Linked DNA regions of Homo sapiens: all the other regions are linked to region 1. A link is a contact called in ENCODE Hi-C or POLR2A ChIA-PET data. All regions are on one chromosome and are shown on one strand. Each heading gives the region's core, a stretch centred on a gene start or an enhancer-like site at or near the end of the contact. The rest is flanking DNA. Distances are from core to core; before and after follow the strand shown.

The links. Hi-C counts contacts between places; a loop is a spot of excess contacts on that map. ChIA-PET counts read pairs that join two places held with the same protein, here RNA polymerase II (POLR2A). Pooled maps may share reads with other maps.
Region 2: a loop to region 1 is called in a pooled map, with 2.6 times the contacts of the local background. The contact joins the promoter of LINC01800 here to the promoter of LINC01805 in region 1. A Hi-C loop is called at or near these places in 6 of 50 pooled maps. POLR2A ChIA-PET finds 5 or more read pairs at or near these places in 2 of 52 experiments (Caco-2 and activated CD4-positive, alpha-beta T cell).
Region 3: a loop to region 1 is called in a pooled map, with 2.3 times the contacts of the local background. The contact joins the enhancer-like site here to the promoter of LINC01805 in region 1. A Hi-C loop is called at or near these places in 5 of 50 pooled maps. POLR2A ChIA-PET finds 5 or more read pairs at or near these places in 2 of 52 experiments (T-cell and activated T-cell).

What each region holds. Positions count from the first base shown.
Region 1 is chr2:64,484,200-64,488,622 of GRCh38, reverse strand. LINC01805 (long intergenic non-protein coding RNA 1805) reads right to left here and starts at 2,270. Exons shown (of 3, transcript NR_147011.1): 1 at 2,193-2,270. RefSeq lists an enhancer at 3,359-4,423.
Region 2 is chr2:64,862,381-64,866,617 of GRCh38, reverse strand. It overlaps LINC01800 (long intergenic non-protein coding RNA 1800), which reads left to right and starts at 2,987. Exons shown (of 5, transcript NR_110224.1): 1 at 2,987-3,204. RefSeq lists a silencer at 801-1,000.
Region 3 is chr2:64,089,419-64,093,923 of GRCh38, reverse strand. It overlaps PELI1 (pellino E3 ubiquitin protein ligase 1), which reads left to right. Exons shown (of 7, transcript NM_020651.4): 7 at 1-1,272. Among named protein-coding and RNA genes, the nearest start is that of PELI1, 53 kb to the left of the region's middle. Within about 2 kb of position 1,328, at least 3 of the 41 ENCODE cell types and tissues checked have a DNase peak (open chromatin) inside an H3K27ac peak, as active enhancers do.

The sequences.
Region 1 (4,423 bases), core at 1,021-3,520:
TAAAATACCCCCTATTCCTGAATGGACCTGGGTCTGGGGCCCTGTCTAGGGAGCTCCTTTCATTTTGAGTGTCCCCATCCTGGGATGACAAGGGCTTTCCTATCTGAAAGAGGGCAGCTTCGCTTATGCTGGTCTCCAACGTCAGGGAGGGTGTCTCTTTGGCCTTAGTGTTCCTGGTGCTAGCAAAATGCTTGCCTCTGGGTCAGGGCCCAGTCAATGTCCCACAAACTAAGAGCCTCAATATTTGTGCAAGAGCTAGTGAAAGATAATGACAGAAAGTGATGGAATGAGTTTTAAGCATGTTCAGTCCAACAGTCACACTGACCGTTGTTTCTGAAAGCAAGCGAACCTCCTGAAGCTGAGCGACACTGATTTTCTCCCCTGTGAAACTACAAGACTTCATAAACGCGAAAGCGTCAGACGCCCGAGGGCTGCAGGAGCAAAAGTCAGCCAGCAGGGGGAGCTCTACCTTTGCACCTTGGCTCAGCCCCAAGGAGGGCATCCCCAGTCCCTCTAATAAAAAATAAAATAAAATAAAATAAAATAAAATAAAAGCAAACAACTCCTGTTATACTGCAAGATGCAGCGAATCTTTTTAGAAACAAGATGAGATAATAGGTAAAGAATACACAAAAAATTCCCAAGCTGAACGAAATCCTTCTATTTGTGCAGCAGTCATAGACACAGCCTAGCGAGTCCACAGCTGACTGCTCCAGCAGATAACGGCTCTCCCTTCCAGGAAGTATCCCAGCTCAGAGACTCACCCAGTGTAGAAAAGGAAGTCATTCCAGGGATACAGAAAGAGCAGCAGAGGCTCCGAGATAGATAGAAGGTGTCTGGGGGGAAAGAGAGAGACTAGGATGATTGGAAAGGAGGATTCTTCTCCCTGATCCATTCCTCGAGCTGTGAAGACAGACTGGGAGACAGTACTCAAGGCAGGGCCTGAGGACAGTCACCCTAGTTGTGAGGTCATCTACCCTTGCATACTCAGTGTTCCACTGGCAATAGATTTCTGCCCACCCTTCAAAAATTAAGAAGAAGCAAAACTGGCACTGCTCCAATCCCACCATCCCATCGGTAGGAGAGGCCTTCTGGCTGGGTCCCTAAGGATGTCTCTGGGCTTGTACTGTTCCATTTCCACACTCTCTCAAAGTTCCTCTAGTGAGCCTAGCGGTCACCATCAGGCATGATGAGGATGTAGGACAACTTCAAAGGGTGCAGCTGGCAATCAGCCCACAGGGAGCAAGAGTAGACCTTCATTAGCCACATGTTCTGTCACCTGCACTGGCAACTTGACAGAGAATTGAAATCTTAGCATCATTATATGGCGCCTTTCTCTAAAGCACTTCCTCGAGCTTTCTACTACCCATACTCCAAAACTGGTCCACTTCCTATATTGTCAATCTGCTTGAGTTAGTGTCATCATTCACAAAGTCATGGAAAAAGTCACTTTCTAGTTATTTTTTCACTGTTTTGCTACTGTCCACAGTCACCCAGTCAAGAAATCCTGATCATTCTGCCTCTTAAATAATGTGTCTTCTCTCCTTCATGGTATCTAGTCAGGACTCATCTGGAGGACTACCAACCTCTGTCTTCTCTAGTTCCATCCTCAACGCTGATTCCAGATCATCTAAAATTCATGTCTGATCATGTAGTTGCCCTGCTCAAAAGCCATTGTCAGTTCCCCAGTGCCTGCAGAGCATAAGGCTGCATTGCGTTCAGGAATGGCATAGGGTACAAATAAATAAATGAGTGAATTAATAAAAACACACAGATAGAAAAGAGGAATTGAGAATAAGAGAGTTTTTTTTAAAAAAATTCCAGTCATTTGAGAGATCACCATTGTGATCCTGTAAGCCTTACCATGCCCTCGAGTTGAATTCTAATCAACACAAGGGAATAAAAATTATATTCATACATTTTATTCCACTATTTACTTAGAAAACTTCATGCCACCCCAGCCAGTTATCCGTCTCATTTCCCTTATAGGTTCAAAAGCACTTTGTACTGCTTCCCTAAGATTTGCACTAATGAGAAATGAGGTGCCACATGGTCAGTCTCATGCGGCATACCAGATTGTCCCCAGAGGTTCTTTCTGTAGTTAGCCGGGTGAACACGTTTAACACATTTTCTTTTAGCCAGAAGTGGGGAAATGTTTCCTCTCCGTATACATGACCTTGCCATGTACTCACCTTAGAAAAATATCTTTTTCTGAATGCACACAATGTTTGGCTTCTTATAAAACCGCAGCTCCTGCAATTTCATCCTTAATATCTGCAGCTTGAGGGTGGTAGGTCCTTGCCGTTGCACTTGACAGGAGCTGACAAGTAGACACTTGTGGAGTCCCTGATGCTGTGACTGGCCTGTTTCGGGGATGAGGCAAGGAGGAGCTCGTTTTGTATTTATGCACCCAGGCAACCTTTGTGTTTACTGTCTCTTTGGTCAGCTTCCAAACTAGCAGCACCGCACCCGTTAACACAGGCTCCACGGCCAGTTGCAGATGGGCTGGCCTGCCAGCTGTGAGGAATTGTTACTTTTAGCTTGAGCAATTGGTGGTTTCATGTGAGGAGCAGCTTTACAATCACACATCAGTTTCGCCTGACAAAAATCCTTAATGCTCACTGAGGTGGTGAAACCAAAAGGTGTGGCACGTACTACTGATCATACTGTCTGCTTTGATCTTGAGAGATGGCTGAATATTATTTACTCAATCCATTTAAATTTGTTGAGATCCTGTGTGTTTGTCATTGACCAACGCTTCAGGAACCCAAAGATAAGGTATGGTGAGCCACACAGGTGATAGATTTGTGAGCAGGTGAATGAAATACAGAGCTAGAAATCCTGATCATTCTACCTCTTAAATAATGTGTGCAGAAAGAAAGCCAGCAGGCAGGAACAAAGTGCTCGGGGGAGACAGAGGAGGTGGAGTACAATTGGGGAAGTTTTGTGGATGTTTGGTATTTGAGCTGTGTGTAAAAGGCAAGGAGGAACATTTTAGGAAGAGCCCGTGCCAGATACTGTTCTTGATGCTTGAGCCCGTGCCAGATACTGTTCTTGACTCATTGAATCCTCACAACATCCCTGTGAGAAGTAAACTATTATGACACCCATTTTACAGATGAGGAAGCAGAGGCTTGTGGCAGTTAAGTCACTTCCCTAAGGTTACATAGCTAGTAAGTGAAGAGGCTGGGTCTTGAGATATTTCCAGGTATGTCATAAACGCTCAGTAAATGCTGTGATGAAAATGATAATCATTGAATCCAGGGGCAGCAGCCTCTAAAGCCCATGCCCTCAACTACTGTGTCATCATGACTCCAACAGCATGTCAGAGAAACCTATGTGTGGGCCTTACCTGGGATCACTAGAGGCGTGAGTCCTTTTGCAGGGCACTCTTACAGTCCTGAGTTAAAATCGGGAGTCTTGTCTAAATCATGCAGCAGGCAGAGTTGGTCTTTGGCTCTCACTGGTCCCAGGAGTGACCCTGTCTCCCTCTTCTGCATTCCTTTTCTTTCAGGCTGCTTCTCCTGCTCTTTCCTCGCTTTTAAAAAAATCTATTTCTTAGTAAAAAATCAGACATTTTAAGTCAGAATCTTAGAACTTGAAATATGAAAAAAACATGGAAATCATTTAGTTCAGCTCCTTGATTTTGTAGATGCAAAAACTGTAGCTAAGTTGATCAAGATGCTTTTTCTTGCAAGTGACAGAACCCAATTTAAATTATCTCAAGTGAAAAAGGGAGATACATTAGCTTTGGGGGGTGAAAGCAGCATCCAGGATTCAGGAAAATGTCACTAGTTTATTTGCACTTTCTCTTTAATCTCAAATCTTTTATCTCTGCTTCAGAATATGATGGCCTCAATTGTTCCTGGTGTACTTGAAATTAATTTCTTTCTTTTGTTTTCTTTTTCTTTTTTTTTATGACACAGGGTCTTTCGCTGTCACCCAGGCTGGAGTGCAGTGGTGCGATCTTGGCTCACTGCAACCTCCGCCTCCCGGATTCCAGTGATTCTCCCACCTCAGCCTCCTGAGTAGCTGGAACTGCTGGTCTGCGCCACTACGCCTGGCTAATTTTTGTATTTTTAATAGAGATGAGGTTTCACCATGTTGGCCAGCCTGGTCTTGAATTCCTAATCTCAAGTGATCCACTTACTCCAGCCTCCCAAAGTGCTGGGATTACAGGTGTGAGCCACCTCGCCCGGCCCAATTTCTTTATATGGTTCCTGAAAGATAGGGCCATGGGAAACCCCAAGCTTACATCTGATGTTAGTTATTTCAGATGAAAGAGAAAACGTCTCGCTCCCTGTTGCTATATATCCCAGGGAAAGGCTCTGATTGGCCAAGCTTGGGTCACATGGCTCCATCTTGGACCAATCACTGTGGCTACAAGATGTGCTATGATAATCCACCAGACCTGGATCTCAGG
Region 2 (4,237 bases), core at 1,738-4,237, 380 kb before region 1:
ACTTTGGGAAGACAGTCCCCCCACCCCACCACCAGCACAAGGCAGCCGCCTCTTGACAGATTCAGTGGTGTTGCGTATTGTACAGAAAGGACTTGAGAGACTCTCTTGAACTTCCCCAGGACCCTGTGTGCTATGGAAGGGATCCAGATACTCCCACTGGGCTACTGCAATGATTGGGACTAGCGATAAGATGCTGTGAACCTCCAATCAAGCAGGATTGTGAGAATGGGAAGTAGAATGATTGGAGAAAGGTTTAGGATGCAAAGGGTAAGAAAACTTGGAGCAACTGAACTAGAGGGTCTGGCCACTGCGGGCGGGGCATCCTGAAGAAACACTGCTTGTCAGAGTACAAAAGGATGCCTGGACAACCAACAACAGGAATAAAAAAAAGATTAAACGCTGCTTATTAAACGCCATTACCATATAGTATGTACACATCATGGCGTAATCATGTCTCTTTGGTGACGTTGGTGATTTCTTGATGTAGCCTGCCATCTGCCCTTGTTTTAAGGGTTCCCCTTCCTTGAGGCATTTGCATTTTAAAAGGAATCAAAGCCTGCAGGTGAAGGGATGATGCTGGATTGGTAGAATTTCAGGCATTCATTGAAAATGGATCAAGGGTTTTCTTTTATGTTGGCTCCTTCCCTAGGTTCTTGACTTCGGCGCCAGCCACGAAACCACAGAAAGCATCCCCCAGGACCTTGGCGTTGGACTCCTTTCATTCCCTTCCTCCCAAAGTGTCCCACTGTTGCTCTGACTTGGGGGAGCAGGGGTCTCCCTGGCCCTCCCGGCTGCTCCCGGCTCAGGAGCGTGGGAGGTGAGGGGAGGTGAGGGGACACGGCCGGGGGCGGCTCGGTAGGGGCCCCGCGCGGCCGCCAGGGGGCGCTGCGCCGCCGCCGAGGCCGCGGCCGCCTGGGCGTGTGGCCTGGCGTGGGCACTTTTGTGTTGTTTAGATGCCAGCGTTCGCCGCTCACTCCTTTCTCAAACATGTTTCTAATTTACCCAGTATGTCTTCTACGGAAAAAAAACTTCAGGGAAAAAAGATGCATGCTTAACGTCAGTGCCAGGGTGGGCAAAAAGGGGTTTTGACACCAGATGCAGGTTTAGTTCCCGAACCCTCCGGGCCTGGGGTGAGCCGCCAGCAGGCCCCCTCCACAGCCGCTCCTCCCGCTGGGGACAGAGGCGCCTGGAAACGCACACGCCCGAACCCGGCCGCCCCGAGAGCCGCGCGTGGAGCCAGCACGCCCGCAGGCGCTCCTCCTGAAAACGGGTTCGGTTTCTGGCCGGGCAGGTTCAGAGCCGGTGCCCAAGGAGGGGAAGGACGACGCGGCACAGAACCTGGCGCGCCCACGGAGGGGGCCTAGCCTGGGCTTCTGGCCTTGCCCGGGCACTGCCGGCACTCCCGGGGAGCAGAGAGGCGGAGGGGGCACTGTCCGTGCGCCGGGGGCAGCCACCGGGCACAGGGCGGGGTGGGGGAGGTGCGGGAGGAGAGGAGAGCCAGAGTCCGGTCTGATGGGGGTCGGGGGGGACGTGGGAAGCAACAAGCCTGACGCCTGCAAATAGAAGTCATCAGGAAAGAGACCTCAAGGCCCATTTGACTGCTGGGAGGTCTCCGGGGTGGGGTCCTGGGGGGAGGAGTGTCTGATTGGCGGCTAGGTTCTGTTTTTCAGACCAGATTAAAAAAAAAAAAAATTCCCCTGTCGCCTGGGGAGATGTCTCAGTCACTTTTCTCCAGCAGGAAGCTGCTTCATGTTGGAGCCTCCTGGGATTGGCAGAGTTAAAAATCCTTTAACCCAGGATGCCTTGGGCCTTTTGTTCAGCCCTGACAATAGAATTGGGTGGAGGGGGCTGGGAAGGCAAGTAGCTGGGTTAGAGATGCATCCGTGGGGTGGGGGTATGGGGAAGCTTGTGTTCAGCCACTGGGTACATGAAAGCAACTGTGTGTGTGTGTGTGTGTGTGTGTGTGTGTGTGTGTGTGTGTGTGTGTGTGTCGGGGGAGGGTATAAGGGAGCCCAGGGACACTGGGGCACCAGCTCGTTAACACGTGTGTATGAATGCCGGCTGTGCGCTTGGCAAATCCTTAATTACACAGGGAGAACTTCCTGAACCGGGAACTCAGTATCGGTCCCTGAAAGGTTGGGTAATGGCTTCTTCTTGCATCTGGAATCCAAGGGGACCAATCTCTCTGGCTCCCCTGGGCTCTCAGATTCTTCTAGATGTCTTTGTCTTCTAAAATTCTGGGATCCCAAGGGAAGACACATAGTTAAGGACACTCAGAAATGCATACCTTTCAACCCTACTAATCATCCTAAAACCTGTGCTTTCAACATATCACGTCCTTGATCTGTAACCCTCAGGGGCACCCACGATCTCCAATGACTGGGAGTGATGGCATTTAAGTCTTTCCACCATGCAGAAGTTTCTTCCCTCATTCCCCATGAATTCTCTCCTGTAGCCAGCCTGGCCCCTCATAACCCCTTGGATATACTGTATCTTGAATTCTCCAGCCTTTCTGCAGTTGCCTTCCTGGGACATTCATTCCCATGTTCACAATCTAGCCAATTGTATCCCTTCTCTATTCAGTTCTAGCATCAGTCAGTCAATCAACAAGCATTTATTGAAAGTCCACTATGTACAAGACATGTTCTAGGCCCTGGTAATACATCAGAGACTGAGACAAATACCTGTTCTTAAGGATTTTATATTTTAATGGGAGAAACAGAGTAGACTCATGGCTCACGCCTATAATCCCAGGACTTTGGGAGGCCAAGGCAAGAGGATCACTTGAGGCCAGGAGCTCAAAACCAGCCTGGGCAGCAAGTGTCTTCTTTTGCCTCTGCAAAAGAAAATTAAAAATAACAAAAAAAGGAAGCTAAACTAGAGTATTGTGGTAGAGGGGTGTGTGTGTGTGCATGTGGGTGCATCCGTGTGTGTGGTAGGTTGATGGGTGCTGTTTTATTTAGCCAGGGAAGGTCTCTTTGAGGAGGTGGCATTCGAGACCTTCTGGGTGGGAAGGAGGCAGCCATGTGGTGATCTGGGGAAGAGTGCTGCAAGCAGAAAGGCAAGTAAAAACAAAAGCCCTGAGGCAGAAATGTGCTCCTTATGCTTAAGAAACACCGTGAAGGCCAACGTGGTTGGAGCAATGTGAGCAAGAAGAATAGAGGGGCCTTGGGAACATAGGTAGCTGAGTCCTCATGGATCAAGGTAAGAAGTGTGGGTTTTATTTTGTTGCAGTGGGAAGCCTTTGGAGGGTTAGAAGGTGGGGAGTGAAGAAAACAGTTAAGATACTATTGCAAAAGTCCTGGCAGGAGGAGATTTTAAAAACCACAGTTGTGGCTATGGAGATGGTGAGATGTGATACTGGTTTCTGGGTCAGTTTTGGAGGTGGGAATAGATAAGGCTTACTGATGATCTGACCCAGGACTAACTGGGTAGTCCTATGTTGGGGGTAGGAGGTGGATCCATAATTGTGTTTGGGCCATGCCAAGACCTATCAGACATCAGGTAAATATGTGTAGACAGCTTTGAGTCTGGAGTTCAGATTTAAATTTGAGAACCAGCATGTAGGTAGTCTTCAAAGCAGTAGGCCAGAATAATTCCACTTAGGGAGAGAGTCAAGAAAGAAGGTAGCAGATGGCTGAGACTGATGCCACTCCAACCTTTAGAGATCTGGTAGGGGAAAACCCAGCAGAGCAGACTGAGGAAGACAGCCCATGACACTGGAGGAAAACCAGAAGATGGTGATTACAAGGAACTCAGCAAAGGAAGTATTTTGAGAAAGAGGATGTATCAGTCTGCTATTGCTAGGTAACAAACAACCACAAAAATCTCAATGGCATAACAGTAAATATTTATTTGATTCACAAAGCTGTGAGTCAGCTGGAGGTTGGCTAGATGAGGCTGATGTTGGCTGGGCAGCTCTAAGCCACCGTTGGGCTGAGCCTGCTCTGCATACATGTCCCTCACTCTTTTTGTACCTGCAGGCCAGCTAGGGCACATTTTTCTCCCATGGTGATAATAGGCACAAAAAAGCAGGTGGAAACATAAAATGCCTCTAAAGACCTAGATTTGGAACTGGCACCATGTCACCTCCTCCTACATTCCATTGGCCAAAAGGGGTCATGCAGCCACGCCCAAAGTCAAGGGGCAAGAAAGTACAGTATAGTCTACATCTAGCGGGAGGGACTGCAGAGTCGGATTGAAGGGGATAGGGATAGAGTGAGGCAGGACAAGAAAT
Region 3 (4,505 bases), core at 79-2,578, 390 kb after region 1:
TCTAGATTATCTATTTTTCTCCCATGATAACTAATCTGTTTTTAGTATCAGCAGCATTTGGCAAGTTTATTTTTTGGATATAAACTGTGGTTCATCTGTTCACTGTTTCTAGAAAAAAATCATTGCCATAAGAAAAAGTATAAATTAGCAAGAAAGGAGAGTGACTTGATTTGCTTTTGGAAAAAGAAATGCTTAATTAATTATTCTGTATTTGGCCTTATTCGGGCATTAGGAAATCTAGAGATCTAAAGGGTTGAATGACAATAGTGCCCCCGTTTTTAGCAGACCAGCCTTAACTCTGGGTTTGAATCCTAAGGAGATTGCCACAGTGAGACTTAAGGAAATGTTTGGTTGGCAGATGAGCACCAATGACTGCAGCGTGGAGTGACGCACTGCATGGTCTGTTTATTCTCTAATTCCAATATGTCTTTTGCTTCCAGAAGCAAGAAAAGTTTCTTCTCTCCCCTCCTTCCCACCCTTTTTTCAAAGGCACCACAAGTATAGACAGTTGCACTACATCAAATCTTTTTTTGACACTTGTAGAAACCAGTACACTTTTAGATTAGACAGTATCTTCTTTTAATATTTTGATTTGTTTTCCTTTAGTTTGAAAAGTTGTATAATACTTAACTGACTGTAGCAAAGTTTTATATGTGGTAGCATACCTTTAATTTATCCTATTACAAAACTGTTCTGAATTTTCTTTTGGTTTTTAAAAAACAAAACTTGTTGCTTAGAAGCCATGAATTATTTTATTTTACTTCAACTGTCGAAACTTCCTTGTTTTAAAAAATGATCATTTGGGTTCACTCAGGAAATGCATGTCAGGAAACTTGTATTATAAGTTTATTAGTTGTGATGTATCAGTAACTGCTGTTACCCCTTTTTCAAAGAAATGTAATTGATTTTGAAGTTTTCTAGATTGTCACATGCTTTGTGACTAATGCAAGAAAGCAAGTCCTGTGTTGTATTTGTTCTAGTCATTTTTATTCAGGCTATATATTGTAGCTTAATTTTTATTTGCAATTAATTTATTTAAACTAAGTAAATACTTTTCAAAATACATAATTGAATTCGTCTCTGTGAGTTCATTTTTGCATAATCGAGAATGAGAAACCAGAAGTGAAAACTGTGAACAACTCTATTCCACACTCCAAAAATACTCATTTGAAATAGATGAAGAGTTTGCATTTAATGTAACACTTTAAAGTATCTGGTTCTTTTTTAAAAGCATCTCTTACTAATAAAGGAACTTTGTTAGTGGTTGAATAATTGAGGCCTTTTCTAAGTTAAGCCTTGCTAGGGAGTTGGCACCTGTAAGTTGCATGTTAGACTATTTAAATAGTGGCTTCGTAACCATAAAAGTTGCACGTCCTTCCCAAAGTTGCCTGCATTTTCTTCTAACAGGTAAAAACAATCTCTTCTAACAGGGAAAAACCTGGCTCATTTTCTATCAAATTCAAGTTTTAAAAATTCAGGCAATTTAAATGATCAGTTGGGTGTTTGCTGTTCAAGCAGAACTGTTATTTTGTCATGGCCTAATAGAACACTTTTACTTAGTTGTATTAAGGGAATGTCAGTATTCTGGCCAAGGAGGAGAAAAAGTTGTATTTAGGTCTTCTAAATGCATTCTCAAGAAAGATAATCTTTATGGCTTAACTCTTTTATCAAAGTAATCTTTATATTTAAATGCTACTTAATTTGTTCAAGGAATTAAATTTCCCTTTATCTAAAATGTTAGGGTAATGAAGCAAGACATGAAGGGAAGCCATTCAGACATCAGAGTTCTTTTACTAGGTTATCCTCTTGCAACCTTCTTTGCTTACTTCCCTCATGTAAAAGTCTTCTAGTACATGTAAAGCAGGGTAGGAATAAATAATAATGTAAGTATGTAATTACTTCTTCTTTTTTTTTTTTTTTTTGAGACGGAGTCTCACTCTGTCGCCAGGCTGGAGTGCAGTGGCGTGATCTCGGCTCACTGCAAGCTCCACCTTCCGGGTTCACGCCATTCTCCTGCCTCAGCCTCCCAAGTAGCTGGGATAACAAGCGCCCGCCACCATGCCCAGCTAGTTTTTGTATTTTTAGTAGAGACAGGGTTTCACCATGTTGGTCAGGATGCTCTCGATCTCCTGACCTTGTGATCCGCCCACTTTGGCCTCCCAAAGTGCTAGGATTAATTACTTCTAACATTTGAGTGTCCCACTTCACTCTTCCCGTCTGACCCAGACTGAGGGCACTGGTGAAAGTCCACTTATTATGTCTCTAAGGTTATAAGCTCAACATAACTCTAACACTTTGGCCCTTCGTTGCAATGGATCATCTTGTGCTACCACTTCTTTTTTTGTTTAAGACAGGGTCTTGCTCTGTTGCCGAGGCTGGACTGCAGTGGTGCAATCACAGCTCACCACAGCCTCAACCTCCCAGGCTCAAGCAATTCTTCCACCTCTACCTCCTGAGTAGCTGGGACTACAGATACACACCACCATTCCTGGCTAATTTTTTTCATTTTCAGTAGAGACGCCGTCTGACTAGATTTCCCAGGCTGGTCTCAAACTCCTGCTCTTAAGCAATCCTCCTGCCTCAGCCTCCCAAAGTGCTTGGATTACAGGTGTTGAGCCACCACACCCTGCTGTGCTACCACACTTTAGAGACCACTGGTTAATAAACCTATGTTCCATTCCCTTCTCTGTTTTCTCTAAGCACTGCCCTATAGCAAATCAGAACAGCAAAACTCTGCATCACTGAACTCTGTTATTCTGTCTGTCACCCCCACTTTCAGAATTACTCTTATATAAGTATTCTTTAATGTTTTATCCTCAAATTTTATCTACTTTTTTTTTTTTTTTTTTTTTTGAGACGGAGTTTCATTCTGTCGCCCAGGCTGGAGGGTAGTGGTGTGATCTCGGCTCACTGCAACCTCTGCCTCCCGGCTTCAAGCAATTCTCCCTGCCTCAGCCTCCCCAAGTAGCTAGGATTACAGGTGCCGGCCACCACACCTGGCTAATTTTTGTATTTTTAGTAGAGACGGGGTTTTGCCATGTTGGCTAGGCTGGTCTCGAACTCCTGGACCCAAGTGATCCACCCACCTCGGCCTCCTAAAGTGCTGGATTTACAAGCGTGAGCCACCACGCCCGGCCTCTGCTTTCTTAAAACAGATTTTTGTATACCCACTGTGTGCCAAGCCCTGTCCTAAACCGGGTGATATAGCAGGAAAAAAAAAATCCCTGCCTTCATCGTGTTTGTATTCTAGTGTACAAGATAGAAATAAGCAAGAAAAAGTAAATATATGTATATATACAATATGATAGTGAACTGTGCTGAGGGGGCAAATAAAGTAGAAAGAGGAGATGCAGATGCAAAATGTCATATGCTGGGGCAGGAGGAGAAGTGTTTGCAATATCAAACAGGAAGGCTAGGGAAAGCCCCACTGGGAAGGTGGTATTTGAATAAAGCTCTAAAAGAGCTGAAGAGAGAAGGGAGTGGCCACTTAGAGGGGCATTTAGGCAGAGAGCTCTACAAGGCCCTTGCAAGGGCCCTGAAATAGAAGCATGTCTGGGATATTTCTACAATAGCAAAGAGGCGTGTGATGCCAAGTGGTATGAATCAAGGAAGAGTAGCAGGTAAGGTCAAAGAAGTAAAACGACAGAATTTAAGTGACAGATGGGGATGACAATAGATTATGGAGAGCCCCCTGGGATTTATGGCTTTAATTCTGAATGAGATTGGGACATTGGAGGGTTTTGAGCAGGTGAGTGACTTGATGTGACATATTTAATAGGATCTGAATACACTGAAGGTGGGATCAGGGAGAACATTGCAGTAATCCTGGAGATAAATCATGGTTTGGATAAGGTGGTGGCAGTGGAGGTGGTTTGAAAAGTGATCAGATTCTGAATGTGTTTTAAAGGCAGACCTGACAGCATTTGCTAGCAGATCAGCTACAGGGTTTGAAAGAAGAGGGATCAAGGATGACTCCACTCAATCAGCCTCAGCAACTGGAAGGATGGAACTGCCATTTGTTGAAGTAGAGATTATAGGAAGAACTGTTTAGGGGATGAGGCTCACTGGTGGAGGAATCAGGAACTCCGTCCTGAGTGTTAGACTGAGGCACCTGTCAGACGACATTTGCCAAAGGAAGGACAACTCCACTTATAACTACTATCAAAGTTCTCAACCATTATGATCAGTGTTCTCTGTATACCCCACGCTAGCTTAGAAACAAACAAAAAAGTATCCCTCCTGATGAATGGTGAATTTCCTTTCATTGAAATAGAGAGTTGGGACACGTCTCATGGTTCTCTCTTTGCTTTGGCTTCCCTCTAAGGAAATGAAGTTTTGTTTTCAACTATAATCGCTTCATTTAGCGAAAGCATTCTGATAAAGTTTTTCTTCCTCCTCGCCATATACACCTTTTTCCTTGGCTCTTGCCTTTAAAAAAAAAAACAAAAAAGAGTCTTCAGTTTTCCTGAATCTTAATATTTTGCTGCTTCAAATCCTTTTTGGCA